Regions from separate parts of the Homo sapiens genome. Here region 1 is linked to region 2. A link is a loop called in an ENCODE intact Hi-C map of the cell type or tissue named here. Cell type or tissue: spleen. All regions are shown on one strand. Links, peaks and the distances in the headings refer to the core of each region. The heading gives the core; the rest is flanking DNA.

The links. Hi-C counts contacts between places; a loop is a spot of excess contacts. Peaks named below come from ENCODE experiments on the same cell type or tissue, not always from the same donor. Only the 100,000 strongest peaks of a DNase experiment are listed, where the experiment ranks them.
Region 1: a loop joins it to region 2, with 4 times the contacts of the local background. A loop is called at or near these places in 75 of 110 quality-filtered maps.

What each region holds. Positions count from the first base shown.
Region 1 is chr7:112,492,737-112,498,120 of GRCh38, reverse strand. No RefSeq gene overlaps it. Among named protein-coding and RNA genes, the nearest start is that of LSMEM1, 14 kb to the right of the region's middle. RefSeq lists a silencer at 1,196-1,409. In spleen, for the core only: a CTCF peak has its summit at 2,070 (motif pointing right); a DNase peak (open chromatin) is centred at 2,140.
Region 2 is chr7:111,749,556-111,754,939 of GRCh38, reverse strand. The region is part of intron 42 of DOCK4 (dedicator of cytokinesis 4); the gene reads left to right. Among named protein-coding and RNA genes, the nearest start is that of DOCK4-AS1, 56 kb to the left of the region's middle. In spleen, for the core only: a CTCF peak has its summit at 2,595 (motif pointing left); no DNase peak of the experiment used is centred there.

The DNA.
Region 1 (5,384 bases), core at 118-5,117, 740 kb before region 2:
CAGAGTCCACTAAGCAATGGATTCCTCCACAAAGGTCACTATAAGTTAAGAAAAGCTTTCCCTGGTCAACTGACATCTCTAATCTTTCCAGGTTAAATCATTCTTCTTCATGAAGAATCCACAATCCACCTTTGAGGAGTAAACAGATGCATTTGCAAATAAGAGAAAGCCTAGGAAAATTAGAGGTTTCTTATCCCCAAGCAATTTTAATAAGGAGGAAACTGTAGGAAATACATATGTATATAAATACATTCCTAAAAGCTACTGTTTCTTTACTCATTTATTCAAAAAGCCTTCTGTCTGCCAGACACTGCTAGGCACTAAGGTTTCAAGGATGAAAAAGAGAGACATGGTCTCTACCCTCGTGGTGGTTACAGCCCAGTGGAATGCTGACTGTGAACCAGGAGTTATGCTAAGTGTTTCACAAACACGTGATCTCCTTTCAACCACTATAGGGTCAATGTTATCACCCTCATTTTCAGAGAGGAAGGAACTGAGAAAGAGGTTAAGTTTCCTTCCCAGGCCACACAGCTTTTAAGAATCAGAACTGAGATTCTAATCCAGTTCACCTGACTCCAAAGTCCATCTGGTGCCTGAAAATATTAGGGTAGGACTCCTTGAGGAAGCAAAACCAAAAACATTTTAGAGGGTCTGTTTGAGAAGACTGGATACATGCAGGAGGGATGTTGAAATGAAGGGATTAGAAAGAATATCCCAAAGAGAAGGGACTCTCTGAACAAAGACATCGTGGAAATAGCATGCTATAAAGAACCTACAAAGCAGGATTTGGGAACTATTAAAGATTTTTTACTAGGGAGGGTATAGATTTACATTTTTAAGAAGGTTATTCTAATGGCCTTGTGGAATGAGGACTCGAAAGAGACAAACCCAGAGTCTACGAGACCGGTGGGAAGTCTGTTGTGATCATGTGGACAAAACACAATTATGGGCTTAAGTAGAGCACAGACAGTAGGGATAGGGAGGAAGGGATGGATTTGAGAAATGTTTTAGCAGTTGGAAAGGGACAAATTGACTAGATAGAACATGGTCCCGGGTTAGGAATAGGAGACTGAATTAAGGACAGAGGTTAGTTCTTAAAACAAGCAGTTTACCTCGATGTGAGTCTTGAGGAAAAGCTAAAAGTTAGGGTGAGGTTGTAGGCAGTTCTGTAGAGACATCCAGAGAAACTCTCTGGATGGCTCTGTTATTCTCTCTAAAGGTAGGGTGACCAACTGTCCCAGTTTGCATGGGGCTGAGGGCTTTCCTGGGATAGCAGTTAGCTTATTGTCTGCTCAAGGAGATATCTGCCCTCCCCTGAACCATTCCAGCTCTTATTTTCTGGGCCATAAATTTGGGCACTTAACCATGTCTTCTTTCTTATTTTGCCATTGTGTGGTAACCTTGCTTCCCCACTTAGAGATAAGGTCCATGAGGGATGCACGTCTACATGATGAAAGCGTCTGGAGCTTAATAAATTCCTAGTGCTTCACGAGAAGATTCTTCCCAGAAGAGGCCTGAAGATAAGGTTACCTTGTGCAGACCTTCCTAAAAGTGGGATTGGAGAGCTCCCTTCTGAGGAAAATTCCTCAAATCCAAAAGAACCATCAGCCCCTCTCTAGAGCCAGCAGAAGGTCTTGTCTGGACCTCAGACTCTGCTTTCCCCCTTCTTTCTGCAAATAAAAAGATTAGCCACTCTCATAAATCCAGTGCTTACCAAGTGCTAGGCATCATTTTGTTCGATCATCACAGCAACTCTGTGAGATAAGTGTTATTCCCATTTTATCGAGGAGCTGACCAAGGCCCAGGAAAGGTAAATAACTTAGCCAAGCTCACACAACTTGTGAGCAGCAGAGCCAGATTCAAAGACAGGTCCTTCAATTCCAAAGTCCACAGTTTTCACCACTGTCTACACAGCCCTCTTAGCCTACTCATGGCCATTTCCTCCAGTTGCAGCTCCCAGTTGTTCTAGGTCTGATGCCACCATTTGCTCTCCCTCCAGTATCCCACACATACTCTATCCTCTCACTTTCCTTCTTTCTTTCAAATGGACCTCCTTCGCTTGAAGTACCCAACTGCCACCAGGTGTCCCTCCTCTCCTATTAGTGAACACCACTTTGCTGTAATTGCAAATCAGAGGCAATGCAGACAGCCTGGAAACTCTTCCAAGCTTAATTCAATTAAACAAATTCACGTTATTGAGCAATGTACTAACACGCTGGGGATGCCCAGACCAGAATCAAACAAAGGGAACAACACAAATACACGATTACAAGGCAAAATCTAAGAGGTTCAAATGAAGTTCTAGGCTCAAAAGAAGAGTGAATTGCATCAAGTTGGTGGGAAAACATTTATAAAATATTCCTTTGTGATTTTTACCAAGTAATATGGAAAGAACCTGGGTTTTCTAGCATCTCTACTGAAAGTTTTCTTTAAAAGGTCCCAGACTGAATGTCAAAGGCTGCCTCATGTCTTTCGTCAGTGTTTTTCTGAGTCTATAAAAAACTGTTTTTGAGCCTCTACATAAGTTTACAGTAATTCAGAAGCTGACCCTGACTTATGAATATTAAAGAAGTTTGCTAGGTTTGAGAAGGGGACACAGAGTAGAGTTCTAATTTAGTCTGATTCTGGCGATATTGAAAATCACTTTAGGGAATGACAAATTAGACATTTTTAGCATTGGAGAAGCCTTAATTGAATTATTAACTGGTTTTCAATTGTTTGGTCTGCTCCATTTGTTCATTAAACAATAAATGCTCTGTGGCAGCAGCACTGCACATTCAGAAGGAATGTTCCTAATGAAATAAGCCTGTTACAACTCATTACTTTGGGAATTCATGCATGAAAAATGAATCAAGTTTCAAAATTTAAAAGGGAATAGATGAGGCCAAGAAATGAAGAAGAATTAGGATCATGACTCTCTAAATTCAGGACTGCATTTCTCACAGATCATTTGTTCTTTAGCCACTTGGGAAGACATGAAATATCTCATGCCTGCCTCCATCTAAGAAGACTTCAAACACTGCCTGCCGCCTTGCAGGTGGGCTCTATATTTCATGCCATGGCTGCTGTCTCTGTTCTTATCCACCTTCACATCCTGCTCCCCACATTGCTGGCCAAAAAGCAAATGTCTACAGAAGAATTCCCAGCCATGTTAATGTTAATACTAATCTTGAAGGGGGAAAAAAAAGAGAAAATGAAGAAATGAAACAGAAGTAAATGCTTCCTTGAATTTCTTTCTGACCGATTATGTGACTTCTTTTGATTTCCCTTAAGTGGTGAGGGAAATTCAAGGGTAACACAAGTTTTGTCCAAATTGACTCATTTGCAAAGACAGAAAACTCAGCTAAATTTAAGACAAATTTTATTCTTTGCCGTTTTAGGAGTTGCACTATACTACATAACAGCCTATCTCTGCTCACTTTAACACTTGGTTTTGCTCCTCAGCTCCTGAGGAATAAATCAATCACTTGTCTCAGTTCATGGTGCATGACTGTCATTGGTTCCAATTGATTATTGAATATTTTAATATTGGTTGATTACATTTTTAATCCCACTAAATCTGAAGAGTAGAGTTGTTTCTAAGTCACTTATACGGCTAGATCAAATAAGGGACATCTGACCATCCCCAGAAGGGAATGTCAATCTTCTCCTATCACAGGGTCTAGAAAACGTCTTCAGAAGAAGACTCAAGACAGGAAGTTCCCACTCAAAATGATGGGACTTGGTGGATCCTGATGTAATTGATGTGGGTGGGATCAGGCAGGGGTGAGTCTAATGTGAGTCTAATGAGTCTAATTAGACTCATTAGGGGTGAGTCTAGGTGAGTCTAATGCCTAAGGGTCTCTCCCTTAGGCAGAGACCCGAGCAGCACTACTTTTCTCAACCAGATCTTCTCAGGCTCTCTTGGGGCAGTACGTAGAGCAAGCCCCTTGCCTGGGATCTCCTCGGGTCCCTCACCCTTCGGAGTTCCCAGGTGCTTGCTCAAACCTGCTATCAAAATAGCCCTCAACAGCCCCATAAACTGGAGCCTAAGCTCCGTGCAGTTGAGGAGGTCAAGACAAGTGGGACCGGAGGTACAGGAATGGGATGGAAATAAAGAGAAAATAAAAATGAGTGAAGGAGGAAGTGACAGGGATATGTTCTTCTGAACATATTTGGGGGTTCTTTGACAAGAGATTACTAGTGTTGCCTAAACATTCAAAATAATATCTACAGAATGGCCACCCTCTTTAATATACAATTTAAGTTCATTTAATTTTTTAGTGACCTGTAAACAACACAGAGACTGAAGGGCTTTGTGTCAACTCCCTTATTCTTACCAGCAGCAACACCCTCCCATGATACAGAAGAAAATGCTGAAAGTCAGGGGAATTAAGGAACATGATCAAGGCCACACTGTTACTCGTGCATAGAACCAGAATCAGAACCCAAGTTTATTCTGAATCCGTTATCTGTCCAGCCACCCAAACCGAGCACCAGAATCATCACAGCAGCACTTCATAACAGGAATTCCTAGTCCCACCCCATGCCTGCTAAGTCAGAATAGCCAAGGCCACAGTCCAAGAATCAGGGTCTTTCCAGCCTCTCAAGTGATACTCGGATGGGCACACTGAGGAACTGCTATTTCTGATTCATGATTACAGATCACTACTGGTTGCCTGTACATGGCTTATTTGCATGACCAGATCAGAAGCCTCTTTGAAGGGACCATGATTTCCCTGCCTCTGACACCCTTTGTAGTGTCCAGCACAGCATGGCACCACTGCTGGGCACAGTGTATATGCCTAGTACCCATTTATCAAATGGAATTTTCTTCTGTGTTGTTTTTTCATGTGCTTTTTAAAAAATCATTTTCATCCTCATAAAAAGTAGAATTACATTTCTGTAATGTTTTCCCTATGTAAAAAAAAAAAATTACTGATAAGTCATCTTCACCAAATAAGTGGCTGCACGGATTCCAGTAAGAACATTTTTATGTTTCCTTAAAAGAAAATACACTGCCTGACCACAGTTCTAAGGCTCTCTCTTCTTTTCACAGCTTCTTGGGGCCAAACTCATTCACAGAGGGGATAGATTACCAGTCTTTTCTGATGATCGATCTCTTTTGCTTATCCTTCTCTCCTGAATATAAATAGGGTCATTATGTTAAGCTGGAATAAAATTATTTTTATGCCCTGACTCAAGGAGAACTTGTTTCCATTAATTTTTTTTCTAAGCAATAAAAATTTGTTACAACATGATGGTTTGCACAATATACTCCAAGATACCTCAGTTAGTCCAAATGACATGCGCACCAAGATTCTCCCCTTTTCCCCAGGCTATTGTTACCCAGAACAAAACAGTTGTTTTGTGTTATTTTCATATCTCCTTGTTGCTTTGTTCTT
Region 2 (5,384 bases), core at 137-5,136:
CCGATGCACAGTAAGTCCGTGTTGTTACAGTTCCCAGTAGAAAGGATGGCAGCGTATTAGTCTCACTGAGCAGTCCTGGGTGGAGCACCCACTGTAGATCAGTGGGTGCCACTGTAGAACCTGGTAACCACAGCTCCCAAGAACCCTCCGGTTGTAAAATGTGACCCCAGCTCCAGGCCCCAGTTGTGGACAGCAGGGAGAGCAGCAGCTGAAGGCAGCCACATCCAGGGTGGGACCCCACCCAGCTGTCTGTGCTGTTCTTCCAGCGACAGCACCTCGATGTCAGCCATAGCCCTGCAGTCTCACAGCCTCCCTTGCTACATCCATTATAGCCATTTATTAACTTTATTTCACTTAGTGTGAATGTTCATTTGTTTCACTGCAGAAATAATAATGTGTTTGTTTTTGAGCCTGGGTCTCACCCTTTCATTGCCATAGTTCTCTGATAGGAAGTGTGCCAATTGTGCAAATATAATGTAATTCATACCTTATTTAGGTCACAAGCCTATTCTGTCAATCCAGAAGAAAGAACAGCTCCTGACCAAATTGTTTTTCAAGAATTGTTTGTCTTACCTGAAATGTCTCAGCATTGAAACTACTCTCGGCCTATCATGTTCAATTAAGCTAAGGATTTAAAAGTTAAAATTGAACTCTATTCAGCAGATTACATCAGTGCAGTTGTATTCTTGTCCAGTCTGAGGTCCAGAGTCCCCAAAAGCTGGCTGCTTACATGTTGTGCCCTGGTACCTTCCATGGAAGTGGGGAGACTGCTAAACGCAGTGCTCAAAAAGTCTTATTATGCTTCCCGCTGAATGGCATGGGTCCAACTTGTAGAAGTGTTTTTAGTCATCCATGCTGCATTAATGATTCAGAGAGCCTTTAGCTACTTACTACCCAGAGCATTAAATCCTGTGAAGTCTCATCAATGGTCCTAGCCCTTGGAAATGTCATATACACATACAATGCTAATAAAAAATAGCATGCTGATAATGATAAAAGGAGCATTACTAAACACAACCTTTCAAACATCAGCTGCCTACTTTATTAGAATATGTAATCTTATGTTCTGTCAAATGGAACAAATCAAATTCAGCTGTTTTGTTCCCTGAACACAGCCCACTCTTAACAGCTTTTGTGTTTTTCTCTTGTTCTTGCTGCCTAGAATGTCCTCACTGTCGATTAAAGCTATTGGTTTCCTGGTTTAACTCCTAGTGTAGAAGGTCTTCAAGAACAGGGACAGGTAGTAGGTGCTCAATACAAATACATCACGTTGAATTGAAATTCCTCATCTGCAGATGTCAGCATCTGAAAACCAAGAGATGTTTTCATTTGTTCGGCTCCAAAGCTCATTTGCTAATAATACACCCAACCTTTTCTAATGCAAGTCCATTTATTAACTTTATTTCACTTAGTGTGAATGTTCATGTGTTTCACTGTAGAAATATTATATTTCCTTTTTGTTTTTGAGACTGGGTCTTGCTCTGTCACCCAGGCTGGAGTGCAGTGATATGATCATGGCTCACTGCAGCCTTGACCTCCCGGGCTCAAGTGATCCTCCCACCTCAGCCTCCCAAGTAGCTGGGACCACAAGCATGTGCCATCACAACTGGCTAATTTTCTGATTTGTTGTAGAGATGAGGTGTCACGATGTTGCTCAGGCTAGTCTTGAGCTCCTGGGCTGAAACAGTCCTCTAGCCTTTGTCTCCCAAAGTGCTGGGATTACAGGCATAAACCACCATGCCCAGCCTTATTAATGTAATGCATTTGATTAAAGGAACCTGCCCTAGATCCTGCTAGGGGTTACATAATATACCATATATGGCCCTATACTGCCTTTCTAAAATCTGAAAAGTTCTTCATTCTGAAACATGTGGCACCAAAGGTTTCAGATGAAATTGGGGACCTTTATTTTCTAAATCACAGACCCCCCCCCCAATAGCTTATCAACTTTTGTTAAGATATCAATGCCTTTGAACTATTGTTTCCTCTGTAGTTTATTATTTTCAAAACCCAAAAAAAGTGTTTTTGTCCTGATTAAAAAATTAGCTCATTTCAGCTGGGTGCCATGGCTCACCTGTAATCCCAGCACTTCGGGAGGCTGAGACAGGTGTATCACCTGAGGTCAGGAATTCAAGACCAGCCTAACCAACATGGTGAAACCCCGTCTGTACTAAAAATACAAAAAAGTAGCCGGGCATGGTGGCACGCACCTGTAGTCCCAGCTACTTGGGAGGCTGAGGCAGGAGAATCGCTTGAACCGGGGAGGCAGAGGTTGCAGTGAGCTGAGATCACACCACTGCACTCCAGCCTGGGCAACAAGAGCAAACCTCTGTCTCAAAAAAAAAAAAAAAAAAAAAAAAACCTAAGCTGATTAAAAAATTTTTAATCAAGACAAACATTTATAGTTTAGAATCCATAAATGATTTTTTAAAAATCCAACTAAAGATTACGAGAATATTTTCATACCACATCCTGCCCATCAGAAAACAATGTGCCTCTTTCTAAATACTGTATACCCAGAATCTAACCACTCCTCAGCGCCCCCACCGATAGCGCCACCTAGTGCCTGATTACTGCAGTAGCCTCCTAAAAGATTTGCTTTCCCCCTTATCCCTGTAGTCTCCTCTGTACATGGCAGCCAGTGACCTTTTTAAACTTAAGTTATAGCATACAAAAATAGAGAAAATGTATAATGATATAATGAGCCTGACTTACCCATCATTGCTTCAACAGCCATCAAGCCAATTTTGTTTCATCTACATGTCTACCTGCTCCCTCTCAACTGGACTATTTTTGAAGTAAATCTCAGATGTCATATCACTTCATCTACAAATATTTTAGTATTCATATTTATTTTTAAAAACCTGAAATATTGTCACATTAAAAATTAACAATAATTACTTGATCATAAAATGTACAGTGTTCATTCCACACTTTACCAAGTCTTTTATTCTGCATTTTAGACCAGCCTGGGCAATGTAGTAAGACACCGTCTAAACAGAAAATTTAAAAAATTAGTCAGCATGGTGGCATATGTCTGCAGTCCTAGCAACCTCCTACTCCAGAAGTTGAGGCCAGAAGATCACTGGAGCCCAGGAGTTTGAGGTTACAGTGAACTATGATCATACCACTGTACTCTAGCCTCGGTGACAGTCTCAACCCTCTTTTTTAAAAAAAAAAAATTATATATTTTTAGGCCAGGCATGGCGGCTCATACCTGTAATCCCAACACTTTGGGAGGCCAGGGCAGGCAGATCACTTGAGGTCAGGAGTTCAAGACCAGCCTGGCCAATATGGCAAAACCCTGTCGCTACAAAAAATACAAAAAGTAGCTGGGCATGGTGGATCACGCCTGTAATCCCAGCTTCTCAGGAGGCTGAAGCAGGAGAATTGCTTGAACCCAGAAGGTGGAGGTTGCAGTGAGCCAAGATTGCACCACTGCACTCCAGCCTGGGCAACAGAACAAGTGAGACTGTCTCAAAACAGAAAAAAAAAAAATATTTTTACTCTATTATTCGAATCCAGATTTAAATAAGGGCCATGCATTGCAATTGATTGAAATGTCTTCTAAGTCTCTTTCAATCTGTAAGTTTCCCCTTGCATCACTTTCCTTATTTTTTTATTGAAGAAACTAAAGACTGTTTATCCTGAAATGTTTCCGTATGTGTGGATTCTGCAGACTGCATCCCAGTGAAGTCATATAACATGTTTCTCTGTCACCTGTATTCCTTGTAAATTGGTAGTTAGAACTAGAGACTTGATAAAATGTTTGCTTTTATTTTCACAAGACTACTTCATACTTGGTGTTATGTGCTACTGGTTGTCGTGTGTGTGTGTGATGTTGGCAGCCACTGGTGATCATTGACCAGATCCATTAATCTTTTATGGGTTGCAAAATGGTGATATTTTATTTCATGTTTATTTACTCATTGGAATACTCTGTAAAGAGAAATGTCCTCTCACTAAATATTTGATTACCCTGAGGTACAGGAAAGATAATGCTGTATTCTACAAAAGCGACTGGAGGGGTTTTTGTTTGGTTGGTTTTTGGATCATTAGTAACTCATGGATATAAGTATATTTGTTTTGTTTTAATCCATGGCAGTTATTAAATTTAAAAATGTTCCATCTTTGCCTGTTGGGAGCATCTTCAAAATGGCTCCTGAGTCTGTTTTCACAGTATCCAAGTAGTGTTTGTTACTGAGCTAACACACAGGATCTGATTGTCAAGTTCGATGCAGGACTCAGCGACCCCTCCCAGCATCAAGCTTTACTAGTAATTTCAAGGCAGGCAGGATGCTCAGATAAAGCAGCGAGATTTCTGAGACATTACACATCGTCTGCTAGGTCCTTCTTCCCCACATCAGTAATAATTCAGAATTATAGGTGGAGTCCCTGAGGTTCACAGGGTTCCTCATTCAGAAGCACGTTTAAATTATGAAGTGTCGATTATGAAACATTCCATTTTCTACTCCAGAGAGTTAGTTGTAAAGCTTCTCAGGGACATTCTGTAATCATGCCTCATGGATTCTGGTTTATTTATTTACTTAAAGAAATCCTTTGACTGGGGACTTTAGGGCATTCTGTAGATAACATCTCTTCCTCCTAGCAATTACTTTTAGTCTGTTTACTTGAAGGTTCAATTGACAAAGAGATAAGACATAGTCACCTGTCTTTTCTGTCCCTTAAGGACATTCCCCAGTAAAGAAAATGAATGGATCACAGGCCAGATACTTTCATGTTTTCCTCCCATCCTTACCTTTACCATCCTTCCTGGTAAGACGAGGTGGTCTAGGATCACTTGAACATCTCCTGCCCCAGACCTGAAAGCAGCTATTTCTCCAATGACTCCTTATTCATTTTAGTGGTGAACAATATTTAGAGATTGTAATCTGAAGGATAGAGGAAAGTAATTCTTGGTGAACACTCTATCACATATCTTTGCACACTTCTTTGACCGTCCCCTTATATTTCCCTAGAAGTGAATTAATCAAAAGTATCCCCACTGTAACCACTGATTCATGGCTCAGCAATGGGATATATCGTTTACACCCTGTCTAGAGGGGATAACTAGTCTTAGGAATACTTATTTCCCCAGCATCTTCTCCAACACTAAGTGTTGTATATTTTAATCTTTCCAAATAATAGACCAAAATTATACTGGGGTTGGATGTTTTGTTTCAGCATTTTTTGAATGCTAAGTGAAGATATGTTTTCATATATTGATGAACTCTATACCAATCATATCCTTTGCCCCTTTTCTTCAGTATTTGGCAAATATTAACATTTTATCTATCCTTCATGTTGGAAATATTTTCCAAGTCGTTTGTATTTTGCCTGTGTTTATTATGTCTTGTTTTATTTACTTTTAGAAAATTTGATTT